Linked DNA regions of Mus musculus: regions 1, 2, 3 and 5 are each linked to region 4. The links are chromatin contacts, found by POLR2A ChIA-PET in ENCODE. All regions are on one chromosome and are shown on one strand. The core of a region is the stretch at or near the end of the contact, and the rest is flanking DNA. Distances in the headings are between cores, read along the strand shown. Region 1 holds the start of Pde4c (phosphodiesterase 4C, cAMP specific). Region 2 holds the start of Jund (jun D proto-oncogene). Region 3 holds the start of Lsm4 (LSM4 homolog, U6 small nuclear RNA and mRNA degradation associated). Region 4 holds the start of Mast3 (microtubule associated serine/threonine kinase 3). Region 5 holds the start of Rpl18a (ribosomal protein L18A).

Region 1 (2,700 bases), core at 194-2,693, 68 kb after region 4:
TTCAAAGGCTGCCTGCCCAGCGGTTGCCCAGCCTGTAAGCCTAGCTGGGGCTGCCAGTTCCACAGAAAGCCTTGTGCTCCCTGCCTCCTCCTGGCTCAGACACTGGTCCAAGCACTCACAGCTGCCCACCCTCCTTGCCTAGCACAGAGCCCTGGGCTCCATCCCCAGCAGCACACAGAACAGGCAACAGCCCTCCCTTCACTTTGGGTTCCAGAGCTTAGGAGGTGGAGCTGGAGGCATAGGGATTAGAACGTCATATTTGGTTGCAGTCAAAGTTCGAGGCTAGCCTGGGCTACGTAAGACCCTGTCACATTGAAAGGAAAAAAAATCGAAAAAAAATCTCTCTGTCTCTGTCTCTCTGTCTCTCTGTCTCTCTCTCTCTCTCTCTCACACACACACACAGAGGCAGAGAGAGACAGAGAGACACAGAGGAACCATAAATCTAAAACAAATGAAGGTAGAGGGGTCTGGAGAGATGGCTCAGTGATTCCAGCAATGGCAGCTGGAGACCAGGGTTCTGTAACTCCAGTTTCAGGGCATGGATTGGCCTTTCCTAGCCTGAGTGGGCCCTGACCTCTGCGGTACACAGACAAACCATTCAGGCGGAAACCCCCATACAGAAAATAATAAAAAATATTTTTAGGGCTGAAGAGATGGCTCAGTGGTTAAGAGCAGTGGCTGCTCTTCCAGAGGTCCTGAGTTCAATTCTCAGCAACCACATGGTGGCCTACAACCATCTGTACTGGGATTCAATATCCTTTCCTGGTGTGTCTGAAGATAGCGACAGTGTACTCATAAGTAAATAAACAAACAAACAAATCTTTAAAATGACTTTTATCTTGCATTCAGGCCCTGGGCTCAGGGAGCCTCATTGTCCCTTTTCAGAGCAGGGACCTCAGTCCCCAGCTCCTGCACTGAGCCCAGTCCCGGCCTACTCACCTCAGTCCACAGGAAGGACAGGGCCGTGCCACTCCGCCTCATGGTGCAGGCTTCTGTGATGACAGGGATCAGTGAGACCAGGTCCCAGCCAGTTGCTGGGCCACCCCACGCCCCCAGAGCCCAGAGCCACATCAGCAAGGCAGCGAAGTCACAGCTGCCTGGCGAGGCTGCTGCAGGTACTCCCGCCCAAGCTCCCTACCCTGGCCAGCCCTAGGGACTAGAATCCTGGGTCCAGGTCACCTAGGAGAACCGTTCAGCGCCCGGAGGGACTCTTGCGCTTTGTGGGGTTTCTGAGAGCCGAGTTTCATGAGAGGTAGGCCTTCTCACACTGACACAGGTGTGGTACTCACTTCCAGCTGCTCCTGTGGGGACCTGCGCTGTGAGTGTGCTCTGTGACCTCCCAGGAGCAGAGGACAGACGGTCCTATCCCACTCCCAGCTGGGTTCTTTAACTGAGCACCAGACTAGACCCGAGCCAGGAGGCACCCTCGGGACTGGAGGAGGGGGTAAGGGCAGAGTGACCACAAGGGCAGGGAGGTGTGTGTGTGTGCCCAAGTGTGTGACCAAAACAGGGCTGAGGGGGAGGGGAGGAGAGGGGTGAGTGGCCAGGCAAAGGTTTACTTGTTAATGTGTTTACACCTGACAGAGGACAGAAATAGCCTGAGACTGAGGCATTACGTTAGTATTTTGGGGTACCAATCAAGGCACCCCAAGGCTTTAGGAAAGCTGTTCTGCTATGCTGTGCTGGTCCAGGCAGCTGATGACACTCTCTGGTCAAACCTTACCCACAAGTTAGAGCTGCAGTCAGAAGTGGGAAAGCCAGGGAGCTGGGACTGGAAGATGGAATGTGGCCTGGGCCTAGGAGATCTTGAGGCCACTCCAGTCTGTGGCTGTGAAGCAAGTTAATGTTTCACCCTACACCCCTCCCCCACAGACAGGCCAGGAGACCTCTCACCACCTACTCCAGTGGTCATCAGAGCGTGACCTGCTGTGGGTGGAGGTCACTTCAATCTGCTGTCAAACATCATAGCAACGAGGGAGACACCCTCACCTGTACTGAAGAGTGGGTCCTGTCTCACCCTAAAGTCGGCTGTCTGAAGGGTTACCAGACTGGAGCCTGAGCCACTGAGGGAGTGGTGGAGAGCAGGGTGTGCAGAGAGGAGCTGAGGCAGCCAGCTCCTTCCTCCCCGTGACCTCTGCACAGCCCACTTGGTACCTCCTGCCCCAAGGTTTTGAAGATTGCTGGAAAACTCAGATCCTTCCAGCAGTCAGAAGACCCCTCTTCACTTCACGGCCAGGTAGGCCTCGATGTCTTCATCAGGAAATAGGCCCATGCCTCTCCTACTGTAGGGCCTTTTCGTGCCCTGAGTACTTGCCCTGGGTACTTGCTCTGGGTGGGCTTTTTTTTGTTTTTTGGTTTTTCGAGACAGGGTTTCTCTGTATAGCCCTGGCTGTCCTGGAACTCACTTGTTTTTTTGTTTTTTTGTTTTTTGTTTGTTTGTTTGTTTGTTTTTTGAGACAGGGTTTCTCTGTATAGCCCTGGCTGTCCTGGAACTTACTTTGTAGACCAGGCTGGCCTCAAACTCAGAAATCCACCTGCCTCTGCCTCCCAAGTGCGCTACCACGCCCGGCCCTGGGTGGGCTTCTTAAGTCATGTGGATTTGTAGCTTTCCCCAGGCTGCCTCCCGTTAGGTTAGGTCTTCCAGTTCCTTGGATAGTGGCCTCTGTCCTGCCAGGACACTGGGTCACACAGGTCCTGGCT
Region 2 (2,700 bases), core at 151-2,650, 95 kb after region 4:
GGCCCCAGTAGCACCAGCGACGCTCGACGCACCCGCAGCCAGGCCGCTCAGCGCCTCCTCGCCATAGAAGGGCGTTTCCATCCCCACCTTCCCCCGCCGCGCTCGGCCCCGGGGCGGGGGGAGTGGCCGCGGCCTCCCCGGGGGGCCCCGTATGCCCCCCAGTCCGCTGCCCGTACAGACCGGCTCCGATGCCGGCCGCTCTGCCCCGCGCCGCCCGCGCGCACTCTTATAGCCTCGGCCCCCGCGATGAGCTCACCGCCCCCGCTCGCCATTGGCGCGAGGTGACGTCGTTGATTTGCATAAAGGGGCGGGAGCGGGACGCCCTCGCCTGGTGGCGGCCGCTGTTGCCAAGAGCGACGCTCGCTACATGGCACAACAACGCGCTGCATTGTGGGTTGACGTCATGGGGGTGGGGCTGAACGCGGTTTGGCCGGGTCACCACGCCCAGCTTGGATTGCCGGGCAGGCTCTGTCCCTACCCTGCTGTTTCTTGCCTCTCCTCCCTTTCTCTTCCTCCCCTCTTTACTTCCCTCTAGATCTTGCCTCTCTGTTTCTCAAACTGGACCTCATCTGTGCGTCTATCTCTCCCCTGTCTCTGGCACTTCTGTGGCGTGATGTGTGGAGCCTCATAAACCCAGGCCCTCTGTGAAGCCACGCCCCGCGTCACGCCCACCGAAGGCACGCCCCTCGGGGGCCGGGCGCCGGCCAGGGTTCCTCCGGCTGGGAGCTGGCAGGTGTGGGCAGGAAGGGGGAGGCAGAGGAGGGTCCCTTGGAGAGTCCCCACAACTACTTAGCTCCTTGTCAGTTTCACAGGGTGGAGTCGAACGCCCTAAAAGCTGACCTCCTGCCTTTTCCTTGGGGAAACTGAGGATGGGATGTGTGGAGTCCAACTGCAGCCAGGGTAGCCATCAGTTGTAGGTTTTTTTCTTGATCTCGGTGAAAAAAAATTTTTTTAATCTTTGTTTTGGGTCAAGACAGGATCTCATCCTCTAGACTCCGCTATTCATGAACTTAACTTCAGTCCCCCTGTTTCATATTCCCAAGTGTGGCAGTAACAGGCCTGAGTCTCTTAACCTCGGCCTACAGATCTCGGTTTTTATTTTACATGCTGGTGTGTTTGTCTGTGTGGTTGTGTATCTGTGTTTGTCTGTGTAGGTATCTGTGCTTTGTGTGTGTGTGTGTCCAGGAAGGTCAGAGGAGAGTTGGGAGTCTGTTCTCCCCGGTGTGGCACTCTGGCTGTCCGACTTGGGTGCAGTCACGTTTACTTTCTAAGCCTACCCTATGGCCCTGGATTGGGACGTTTTGAAACAGAATCTCACTCTGTACCCCAGAATGACCTCCCGAACCCCCCAAAATCTCACCTCAGGCTTCTGGATGACTAATATATGCCATTGTGCCTTGCTTCGGTTTCAGTTATTAGGACACCCTGTACCCTAGCTGACCAAGACTGAGGGTGATTTCACTGCCTCAACGTGAAAGACGTGCCCATCACCTCATCTTAGCATGAGATTTGAGTCTTGGGTTTGTTGAGTTTTACTTTGTGTTTTGAGCAAGGATCTCTCACCTTCCAGCTGGGGCTGGCTGGGAACTTACAGATGTGGACCTGCTAAGTGCTAGAGTTAAAGGGCACTATGCAAAAGCTGTAACCCAGGTTGACCTGGGGCTCCTGCTGATGGAAGTTCTGGGGTGAGCTTGTGGGGTTTTTTTTGTTTTGTTTTGTTTTTGCCTTTGTTTTGAGACAGAATTTTTCTGTAGCTCAGGCTAGACTTGAGAAGTGATCCTTCTGCCTTCTATGTGCTGTAAGGACAGGCATTTACCACACATTTGTCCTCCCAAGGACAGAACTAGGGTGCCAGGCCTCTGGACAGCCATGGCAGTACACGTTTTTACTCTTGACTCTTCTAGAGCCTGAGGTGGGTCCCAGAGTGGAGCCTGCAAATGAGAATCCGGACTGGTAATTACCCTCTTAATTAGTACAGTATGCCACCAGGCCTGATGCAGGCTTTTCTGCTTGCTGGGAACGGAGGTGGAAGAGGTGGGAGCAACAAGTCCCAGCACACTCAACACAACCCTTAGAAGACCAGAGAGGAGTCTCATCCCTTCTCTGTGACTCCTCTCCAATCTGTACCCCATTGGAGCTCCTTTGCACCTCAGGACCTTCGCCCAGGCCATTGAGGCCTCAGAGGGTTCTCCCCCCTCCCCCCAAACCCCCGCCCGAGCCTTGACCAGTTGTTGCCTCAGAGAGCCACACACCCAGGTTTTATCCCCTTTTGTAGGCAAGTGACCATCCAGAAAGATAGAGTGGACTCTCCCCTCACCACACACGTGGGGTTTGCGCTTCGCGAGCCATATCCCAGCCAGCACCCCCTCCCCCGCCCCCCGCCAAACGACTGAGCCAGCTAGTGCTGGCCCAACGCCAGCCAGCCCCCGGCGCCAGGCCTGCCTCTCCCCGGGGCCGTACGGAGCTTGGCGGAGCGCGCGAGGCTCCGCCCTGACCTTGGGACTTGGCCTTGGCGGGTGGGGGATGGGCGGGCGTGCGCTCTGGAGGCGGTGGTTTGAGCTGACTGGGGACAGGTTTACGTACCAAATTAAGTTTTACCTCTGTTGAGACTCACTTTCCCTATCAGGCAAGGAGAGCATTTTGTAGTGGCATGGAAAATGTAAAGAAATAGTAAGACCTGAACATTTTTGGTTGCTTTTC
Region 3 (2,700 bases), core at 103-2,602, 120 kb after region 4:
GGTGTTATAGCCACCCGTTCTGGAATCCAGTCCCAGCACCTCCCATTAGAGGAGCCAGTTCCAGGAAGGGAAATTCCTTCTCAGCCATCATCCAGACTCTCTGGGATCCAGTGTGTAGATGAGATAGCTAAAGAACCAAGTCTAGGGCTCTGAGTTCAGGAATGTTCAGCTGGGACACTCCTGTACCAGCCTGACCGCAGAGATATGGGAGTGTCTGTGCGCACCTGCATGAGGTGGGTGTCCAGTCCTGGACGCACCTGGCCATCCCTTCAGGAAGGCTCAGGGTACACCCAGTGGGGAGTGCTTACCTAGCATGTGTTAGGCCTAGAGTTCCTGCACCACAAAACCCAGGGTCATTCTGGAGTAAAGGCAGGGTCAGGAGTTCACAGTGATGCATGTATACAAATGGAGTTCAAAGGCAGCCTGGGCTATATGAGACCCTGCCTCACATCCTGACTCAAATGTGGAGTATACACGTGTCCTTTCCATACTCCAGTGACTGAAGCAAGAGGATCAGGAGTTTGAGGTTAGCCTGGATTATGTCAGTTCAGATCAGAAAGCCTAACCAAAAAACAAACCAAATATCCTACCATCAAGAACTGGGGAGATGGGAATATGTGGCTCTCCTCACTTAGGCCAACGCGCCCCTCGACAGAGCAGGGGGAAACCTGGCCTCCTTTACTTGTTTATGCCAGGTCTAAGAGTCCCCAAACTGAGGAGGCCTGAGCCTAAACTAGGAGAAAAAAAAAATCCTTTCTTCCTGAGCAAGACATGCTGTGTGTCCCAGGGAGAGAATCAACCCGCTCTCTGAGCTGGATTTCCAGCCAAAGGCGTGGGCAGCTGAGGTCAGACACCAGATAAGCATCAAGAGGGCAACGAAGCCCACGTGAGCCATTAAGCCCGCCCATTTCCCGGAAACGCAGCTTTCCTATCAATGACGGTGACAAGCCCCGGAAACGATCATAGTCCCTCTTCCGGTCGCAAAAACCGTGTCCATCAAGAGATAAATCCCCAACGGTGACCGTCTGGGGCCCTGGAGGGACACCGGTCACTCCGGCCTCAGTTTCCCCCATCTCTCAGCAGCCCGAAGACCCTGCGCGCGCCCCTCCGCCTCGCGGCCCTCACCATCTTCCCTGCAGCGATAACTTCCGCCGCGGCACAGACACACGCGCTCCCACCGGCGGCCCACCGCGCGCCCCAGACTGAAAAAGACTGGCAGAAACTATGACCAATCAGCGAGCAGCTCAACGGACATCTATCCAATCGGGACGGGCTAGGGCGGTACCTACGGAACAAGACGGACGGCCTCACCGTATTTCTACGGTGGGATTGAGAGGTAGCCGTAAAGTGCGACACTAGAACGACGCAAAAGGCCGCAGCACAAGTTACGCCCACTACGGGGTGTATGTTGGGAAAGGGCGCCTGCGCAGAGGTGCTCTCCTGGATCTGGTTCGGCGCCTAATTCGGCGCCACACTGTGGGCGAAGCTGGCTAATGCATGCGAGTCGCGCGGTGCCTATTTTGCGCTCCTAGCCTTTCATTCTTTGTTTTGTTTTGTTTTGTTTTCGAGACATTGCTTCTCTGTGTAGCTCTGGCTGTTCCTGGAACTCACTCTAGACCAGGCTGGCCTCGAACTCAGAAATCCGCCTGCCTCTGCCCACCAAGTGCTGGGATTAAAGGCGTGCGCCACCACTGCCCAGCTCTAGCCTTCCATTCTTGCCCTTATGGATCTCTTTGTCTTTACCAACTCAAATAGAATCTTTGAACACGAACGGCAGGTCTGGCGTTCCCTGGCGACAGGAAGTGAAAACAAATCTCTGGGATTTTCCTGTTTTGAGATGGGCTTCTGTGGCAGCTGAAGCTAGCCGATCATGAACTTGCATTAGACCCCGACTCGGCTTCTCCACTGCTGGATGGCCACTGTGGGCCATCAAGCTTTAATCCTTGCTTTAAAAAAAATCATTATCATTTTGGGAGGAACATAGTGTTTCTCTGTACATCCCTAGCTGGCCTTGAACACACAATGTAGACCAGGCTGGTATCGACCTTCCAGAGATCCTAGTGAGTGCTGGGATTGCAGGTGTGCACCACCATGGTTTAATGTGTCTTCTTGAGCTACAAATTCAGGTTCTCATGCTTGCCCAGTAGGGGTGCCAAAGAATGATATTCCGGACTCAAATAGTATGAAAACTCAAAGAGTGTCTTATTATGCAGAAGTTGAGCATGCTGGAGTCTCGAATTACCAAAATAGACACCCATGTTAACTTGGAGGTTTGATTTAAAGCACATTAGGAAATTCCGGGGCAGGTGACCTCTATGTTAATCTGTGAGGTCCATCTCTATGGACGTTCCATGGCAGGGCTGCGGGGGCTGGAAACTTACTGGGGAGGTCTGGAAACTGTTGCTTACCCATTGTCCTTGCCTCAGGCCAGGTGGTGGGGCAGCTTCTGAGGCCTGGACTTGTCTGGAATTGGCCAGTTCTTGGAAACAGATTTAGGCCACCTCTCCTTAACTGCCAGTTTGAAGCTTGTCATGAAGTCAGCCTAGCCTTCTCATCAGGAAGCATTTTTACCCATGGAGCCATCTCCTAGCCCTTCTATTTATTTTTATTTTCTTTGGCTACTGGTTATGGAATCAGAGCTCCACCCTGAGCTGTCCCAAGCAGGACAGCTGTTTGACCAAGCTGCTGAAAGGCCCTGGT
Region 4 (2,700 bases), core at 89-2,588:
GTGTGTGTTACCACCTCCAAAAGTGTGGTGAGGGCTGGGATGGAGCCCTCCATGCCAGGCAAGCATTCTGCCAGCACAGCTATATCCCTCTTTCTTTGAAGTTACTCTTTGACATTCTTCATCTGTCTCCTTATCTGAGATCAAGGACTACCTTGAAGTCACCCCTAGATGTCCCAGAGGCAGGTAAACTGTAAGTGTTCAATAAATGTTTATCAAGTGAATAAATGACTGGATATGGGTTTGTGCTGCAGCCAGCAGCATGGGAAACGCCTGACGTGGCAAAGAGCCTGGAGGAGACGTGGCAGAGTCTCAGAGTGACTTGACAAGGATGAGTTGGGGAAAACCTGGGTGCATGTGCCTCAGTTTCCCCAGCTATCTTCTTGCACCAAATATAGGATCTGAGCTTCAAATCCGAGCAAGGCTCTGATCCGGTGTCTAAAAGTCCAGGGAGTCGGGTGCTGTCAGAATGACCACTGGCTACCTAGGACCTGGGGGAAAAGGACATATTCCTTTGGTTTGTAGTATATATGACTTATCGCCTTTGGTAATGGCTTTCGTGGCCATGCACACTGCGTTCATCGCAGACATCATACAGATGGGAAGGAAAGGGGAAGAGCCAGGCAGGGCTAACACCTCCAAGTCAGAGGGCAGACCCGTCACAGCCTGCACTACTAGCACCGCCAAAGCTCTACTCCGCCGTCCAGGCCCTAGCAACGCCCCACCTGCTTGTTGTGGCCCTAGCGACGCCCCGCCCTCACCGCGCAGTGCCCTAGCAACGGCCAGGTAGCCCCGCCCCCCCAATGCTCAGAACCATAGCAAAGCCCTGCCTGGGCTGCTGAGGTCCATAGCAACGCCTCGCTCTCCTGTCAGGGTGCCTCTCCTGGTGCTTAGAGCTCTAGCAACAACCTGCCTGTGTTGCTGAGGTCCATAGCAACGCCCCGCCCTTGCTACCTAGAGCCCTAGCAACGGCCAGGTAACCCCGCCCCCTATGCTCAGAACCCTAGCAAACCCCTGCCTGTGCTGCTAGGGGGCCTAGCAACGCTCACGTTAGTCCCAGAGCCCTAGCAACGTCCACTACGCCGCGCCGATCTGCTCGGGGCCCTAGCAACGCCCCGCGCTGTCCCTCAAGGCCCTGGCAATGCTGGGCACCGACAGGCGGGTTCTAACTGCGCTCCATCCCAGCGCTTCCGGCAGAGCTGTAGCAACAAAAGCTCCTTAGTTGGGGACCCTAGCAACGCCCCGCCTAGCACTGTAGCAACGCCTCGCCCCCCTTCCTCCTCCATCACGACGCCACGCCCCCTCAGGCTCCGCCCCGTGACTGGGCGGGGCTCCCAGCCGGGCTTCCTCCTTGCTACCGCGCGCGCTCCTTGTTGCCCGCGGCCACTGGGCCGCTCTACGGGGCTCAGGCCGAATCCGGCCGATCTGGCCGAGGCCCGGGCAGACGGAGGGCGGCAGCATGTCCGACCCCAGCTACTGGACCGCGGTCGCGGCCCCGGGGCACCGCAGCCGCCTGGCCAAGGGTGCGCTGCTACAGCGTTCCAAAAGGTAGGGACGGCTTGGGGCGCAGGGTCTAGCTGTGGACGCCGGTATTTGAACTTGGGACTCGGGCCTTGCAAAGCGATGAATTTGGGAAGAATGAAGCAGTCTGTTCTGGACACTCAGCGGAAATGTTGGCGCAGATGCAAATACTCATGGCCCAGACTGACGAGTGGGTGGCAGGTCTACAGCCAAGAAGGCATGCTTCTCCTCGGCCCAGGTCCTCCTTTGCAAGGCACAGAGGCCAAGAGAGATGGTGCCTCAACTGTCGACCCAGGTTCTAATTGTAAGATAGCTTTTACCGTGCGGTGTGACTCCAGGTAGTTCTTCAACCTCTCTGTGCTTGTGTTTCTCTGTATTTAGGTTAGCATAGTTGGGAAAAGTCTGAGATGCAAGGACCCTGAGTGCTCGATCCAAAGCTTCGACTGGGCCTTGAGATAGTGTGGTGCCTACCATGGCTTACAGGCCTTTTAGAGCAAGGAACAGTGTAAGCAGTTGGCATTTAATGTGTGCTCAAGTGAGATGATCCAGGTTCTCTGAGGCGTCCAATATGGTTGTTTTCAAGGTCTTGTCTAAGCATAAGGGAAAGGAACCAACCAGTCTCATTGGCTACCGGTGCAGGACCATGGGACAGCAGGGCAGGGAGAGGATGTGGCTGCCAGTGTGTGTCGTGTGCAGAGGGGGGGCGACAGGAAGTCTTGCAGGGCCCTTTGGGTTCCGCTTCTGCACCCACACTTCAGCCTAGGGGGCAATTCTTTACCCTCTTGGTAGCTGGTAGCCCCGATTTCCCTGTGTGAAGAGCAGGTACAGTTGGTGGGTCCCCCAGCTCAATGCTGGTTTGTACTGTGTCCACACCTGTGGCTTAGCTGACTCTGGGGGCGTGGCCTCCTGTAGGCAGGCTCTTAGAGCATAGGTCCCCCAAGGCCAGCTTCACAGGGTGTGTTGATTTTGTGCACCTTCTGGTTGTCCTGATGGGGAAAACAGAGCCTCCTGCAGCAACAGACAGGCTGGGCTCAGCTCCCTAAAACCTATGCCCTTTGCTGCCTGCGGCACCTCCTATCTTGGCCTGCAAACTGCCCTTCTGTTACCCAAAACCCTCCCTGCCTCCTTAGGGCCCCTCCTGTCGCTCCCTCCCTGACACTTTTACAGAGCTGCGTTGGTGGA
Region 5 (2,700 bases), core at 104-2,603, 110 kb before region 4:
GTTCACCCAGCTGAGGGTCTTGTAAACTCTGAATTTACATCAAAGCCCAGACCAAGGTTAAGGCTGGGCCTGTGGATACCAACTTTTTCCTCACACAGCTGTTTCTCCATTCCTTTCCCTGTGCCCTCTCAGGGCACAGCTTGCACCCCAGCATCTGTCCTGCATCTTACAGAATGTATCTACCCCACTTCAGCAGCCTCCAGAACACAGGTTGGAGCAATGTGTTCCAGCAGAGGTGGACTGTGTCCTAGCCTGCCCATTGCACACCGACATGTTATTAAGCTGTTTATTTTGGGGTGGGAAGGCTGTAAGATGAGATCTTTCTGTGTAGCCAAGGCCATCTTTCCTGAGCCTCCTGGCTCACTCTCCCATTTGTAAGACCTCAGGCATGCAACACCACGCCCAATTTCTAAATCTTACAACTATCTTATGGGACGGGGAGTGTTAATGCGGCTGGGGAAACTGAGGGATCACACTTGAATGCGCCTGAGCACAATGGAAATGGGGGACCTAGAAGCACACATCCCAGCATTGCATTGCGTTGCGGCTGAGCCAAAAAACGCGCTCGCCACCTAGTGGCCATTAGCGGAAACACACGGCGGATATTGTCGCCTTCAGGTACAGGACCTGGCCAGGAAAATGACAAAGTTAAGACAGAGTGACACAGCTCTGATACAATTCTATAAAGAAAATAGTTACGTGGGCTGGCAGGTGGCACACTCCAGCATCCCAAGAACTAGGAAGAGGCAGGAGAATTACAGTGAGTTACAGGCTAGTTTGGGCTACATTATCTCAATAAACAGTAAAAAACAAACAAACAAACCAAACTAATGACAGAGAAAAAGATAGATGGGGCTGGAGAGAGAACAGCAGTAGCTAAGAGCACATACAGGGATCGATTCCCAGCATTCACCTCACAACTTTTAACTCCAGCACTGAGGAACTGACGCCCTCTGCGGGCCTCCGAGGCACCAGACACGAAGGTGGTGCAAGCAAATAAAAAAGATGGATGATGGGTCATAGATGGGTAGATACACAGAAGGATGATGTAGAAAGTGGGAAGAAAAAGATGAAAAAAGAGAGAGACAGAGAGAACTAAAAATCCGGAATCTAACTAGGAACCACGATTACGCGTAGACTCCCAGGATCCCTCGCGCACGACGATGGGGCGTCCCGGGAGAAACTTGCAAAGGCCCGTCGCGCTGCTCTCTGGGAACTGTAGTCTCCGTGAAGAGAGGCGGGACTTATACGTAGCTGATCGGTACCCAATAAAAAAGCCAAGAACTTAGACCGCTACTAGCTGTACCCAATGGAAGCACCGCATCAGGAGGGCGGGACTTCCGTCAGAGACCATGGTGAGAGCCTGCGCGAAAGACAACACTTCCTTTTGTGACTGGCGGTGAACGAGTGCGCAGTGCCATGAAGGCCTCGGGCACGGTAAGGAGGCCGCGGCGGGGCAAAAGGTGCGGCGTTGGCGGCAGGGCCGCTCGGGTTGGCTGTGTCCTCCGGGGTGGTGGTGCGTTCGTCGCGAGGGTCCCTCAGCGGTTACGGGCAGCTCTCCTCGCCCACAGCCTCCTTGCGGCCAACATGGCGGCCGCCGCGTGCTGGGCGGCCGAGGACGGAGCGGGTTAGATCGGGGTGCACCGGAAGGCCCTCCGCCTTTTCGTGTATATCAGCGTTACACTCCTTTTCGTTGCCAAATCTAGCCCCGTGGTTCTTTTAGTCTTTTTTTCCTTCGAGACAGGGTTTTCTCTGTAGCCCTGGCTGTCCTGGAACTCACTCTGTAGACCAAGCTGGCCTCGAACTCAGAAATCCGCCTGCCTCTGCCTCCTGAGTGCTGGGATTAAAGGCGTGTGACACCACGCCCGGCTGGCTTGTTTTAGTCTCTTATGAGGTTTAAAGCTAACCTGGTCTATTTAGACTGGAGTGGACACGCGGCCCGCCTTAGGTTTAGAGAGCATTTGGTAAGCTTGCGGCCTGTCCCCAGCGCTGGCTACACCGAGCCTGCTGCCACTTATCTCGGCACTTGAAATCGAAGCAGAGCGTCGCTAGAATCATCCTTAGCTAGTTCTAAAGGCTGGCTGACGGTAGCCTAGGGTGCCGGATCTCATACTGGCCCCGGTGTGTTGGACACAATCCTTCGGACTCTTGGTGAAAAGCTAGTCTGGAATCGTCAATTAGTCCCAATCCAGAGACAGTTTCTCTGTAGAACAAATGGCCTTTTTCCTGCTCTGGGATTAAAGACGTGAGCCACCTTTGCCATCTTGGCCTGGAGTTTCAGGGAGAGCAGAGCAGCCTGCCACATGTAGACCCTGAGGCAGCTTCGTAGCGGAGCACAAGCCTTCTGACTTGCCTCACACTGGGCTCGAGTGTATGAGCCCACTTTGGACACCCCTGCCTGTGGGAGGACTGAATCTCAGGCCGGCTCTGCCTCCACACCCCTCCCCCACATAGACAACTTTCTCTCCTGACATGTCTTTCAGCTTCGGGAGTACAAGGTGGTGGGGCGCTGCTTGCCAACCCCAAAATGCCACACACCACCACTGTACCGTATGCGAATCTTTGCACCCAACCATGTGGTGGCCAAGTCCCGCTTCTGGTACTTTGTGTCACAGCTGAAGAAGATGAAGAAGTCATCCGGGGAAATTGTGTACTGCGGACAGGTGAGGTCTGGGGCCCCACAGGATGCCGGTCGCTGGG

Evidence for each region. ChIA-PET counts read pairs that join two places held with the same protein, here RNA polymerase II (POLR2A).
Region 1: POLR2A ChIA-PET joins it to region 4 with 13 read pairs in Patski. The contact joins the promoter of Pde4c here to the promoter of Mast3 in region 4. POLR2A ChIA-PET finds 5 or more read pairs at or near these places in 3 of 5 experiments (Patski and embryonic stem cell).
Region 2: POLR2A ChIA-PET joins it to region 4 with 48 read pairs in embryonic stem cell. The contact joins the promoter of Jund here to the promoter of Mast3 in region 4. POLR2A ChIA-PET finds 5 or more read pairs at or near these places in 4 of 5 experiments (Patski and embryonic stem cell).
Region 3: POLR2A ChIA-PET joins it to region 4 with 26 read pairs in embryonic stem cell. The contact joins the promoter of Lsm4 here to the promoter of Mast3 in region 4. POLR2A ChIA-PET finds 5 or more read pairs at or near these places in 3 of 5 experiments (Patski and embryonic stem cell).
Region 5: POLR2A ChIA-PET joins it to region 4 with 24 read pairs in embryonic stem cell. The contact joins the promoter of Rpl18a here to the promoter of Mast3 in region 4. POLR2A ChIA-PET finds 5 or more read pairs at or near these places in 4 of 5 experiments (Patski and embryonic stem cell).

The regions. Positions count from the first base shown.
Region 1 is chr8:70,722,807-70,725,506 of GRCm38, reverse strand. It overlaps Pde4c (phosphodiesterase 4C, cAMP specific), which reads right to left and starts at 1,443. Exons shown (of 17, transcript NM_001310465.1): 1 at 1,290-1,443; 2 at 940-992. The coding sequence starts at 981. Gm34255 (a long non-coding RNA gene) reads left to right here and starts at 979. Exons shown (of 3, transcript XR_379077.3): 1 at 979-1,115; 2 at 1,873-2,236.
Region 2 is chr8:70,696,439-70,699,138 of GRCm38, reverse strand. It overlaps Jund (jun D proto-oncogene), which reads right to left and starts at 1,400. Exons shown (of 1, transcript NM_010592.5): 1 at 1-1,400. The coding sequence starts at 81.
Region 3 is chr8:70,671,883-70,674,582 of GRCm38, reverse strand. Lsm4 (LSM4 homolog, U6 small nuclear RNA and mRNA degradation associated) reads right to left here and starts at 1,352. Exons shown (of 5, transcript NM_015816.4): 1 at 1,126-1,352. The coding sequence starts at 1,128.
Region 4 is chr8:70,791,071-70,793,770 of GRCm38, reverse strand. Mast3 (microtubule associated serine/threonine kinase 3) reads left to right here and starts at 1,338. Exons shown (of 26, transcript NM_199308.2): 1 at 1,338-1,545. The coding sequence starts at 1,457.
Region 5 is chr8:70,896,096-70,898,795 of GRCm38, reverse strand. Rpl18a (ribosomal protein L18A) reads left to right here and starts at 1,353. Exons shown (of 5, transcript NM_029751.4): 1 at 1,353-1,437; 2 at 2,484-2,663. The coding sequence starts at 1,420.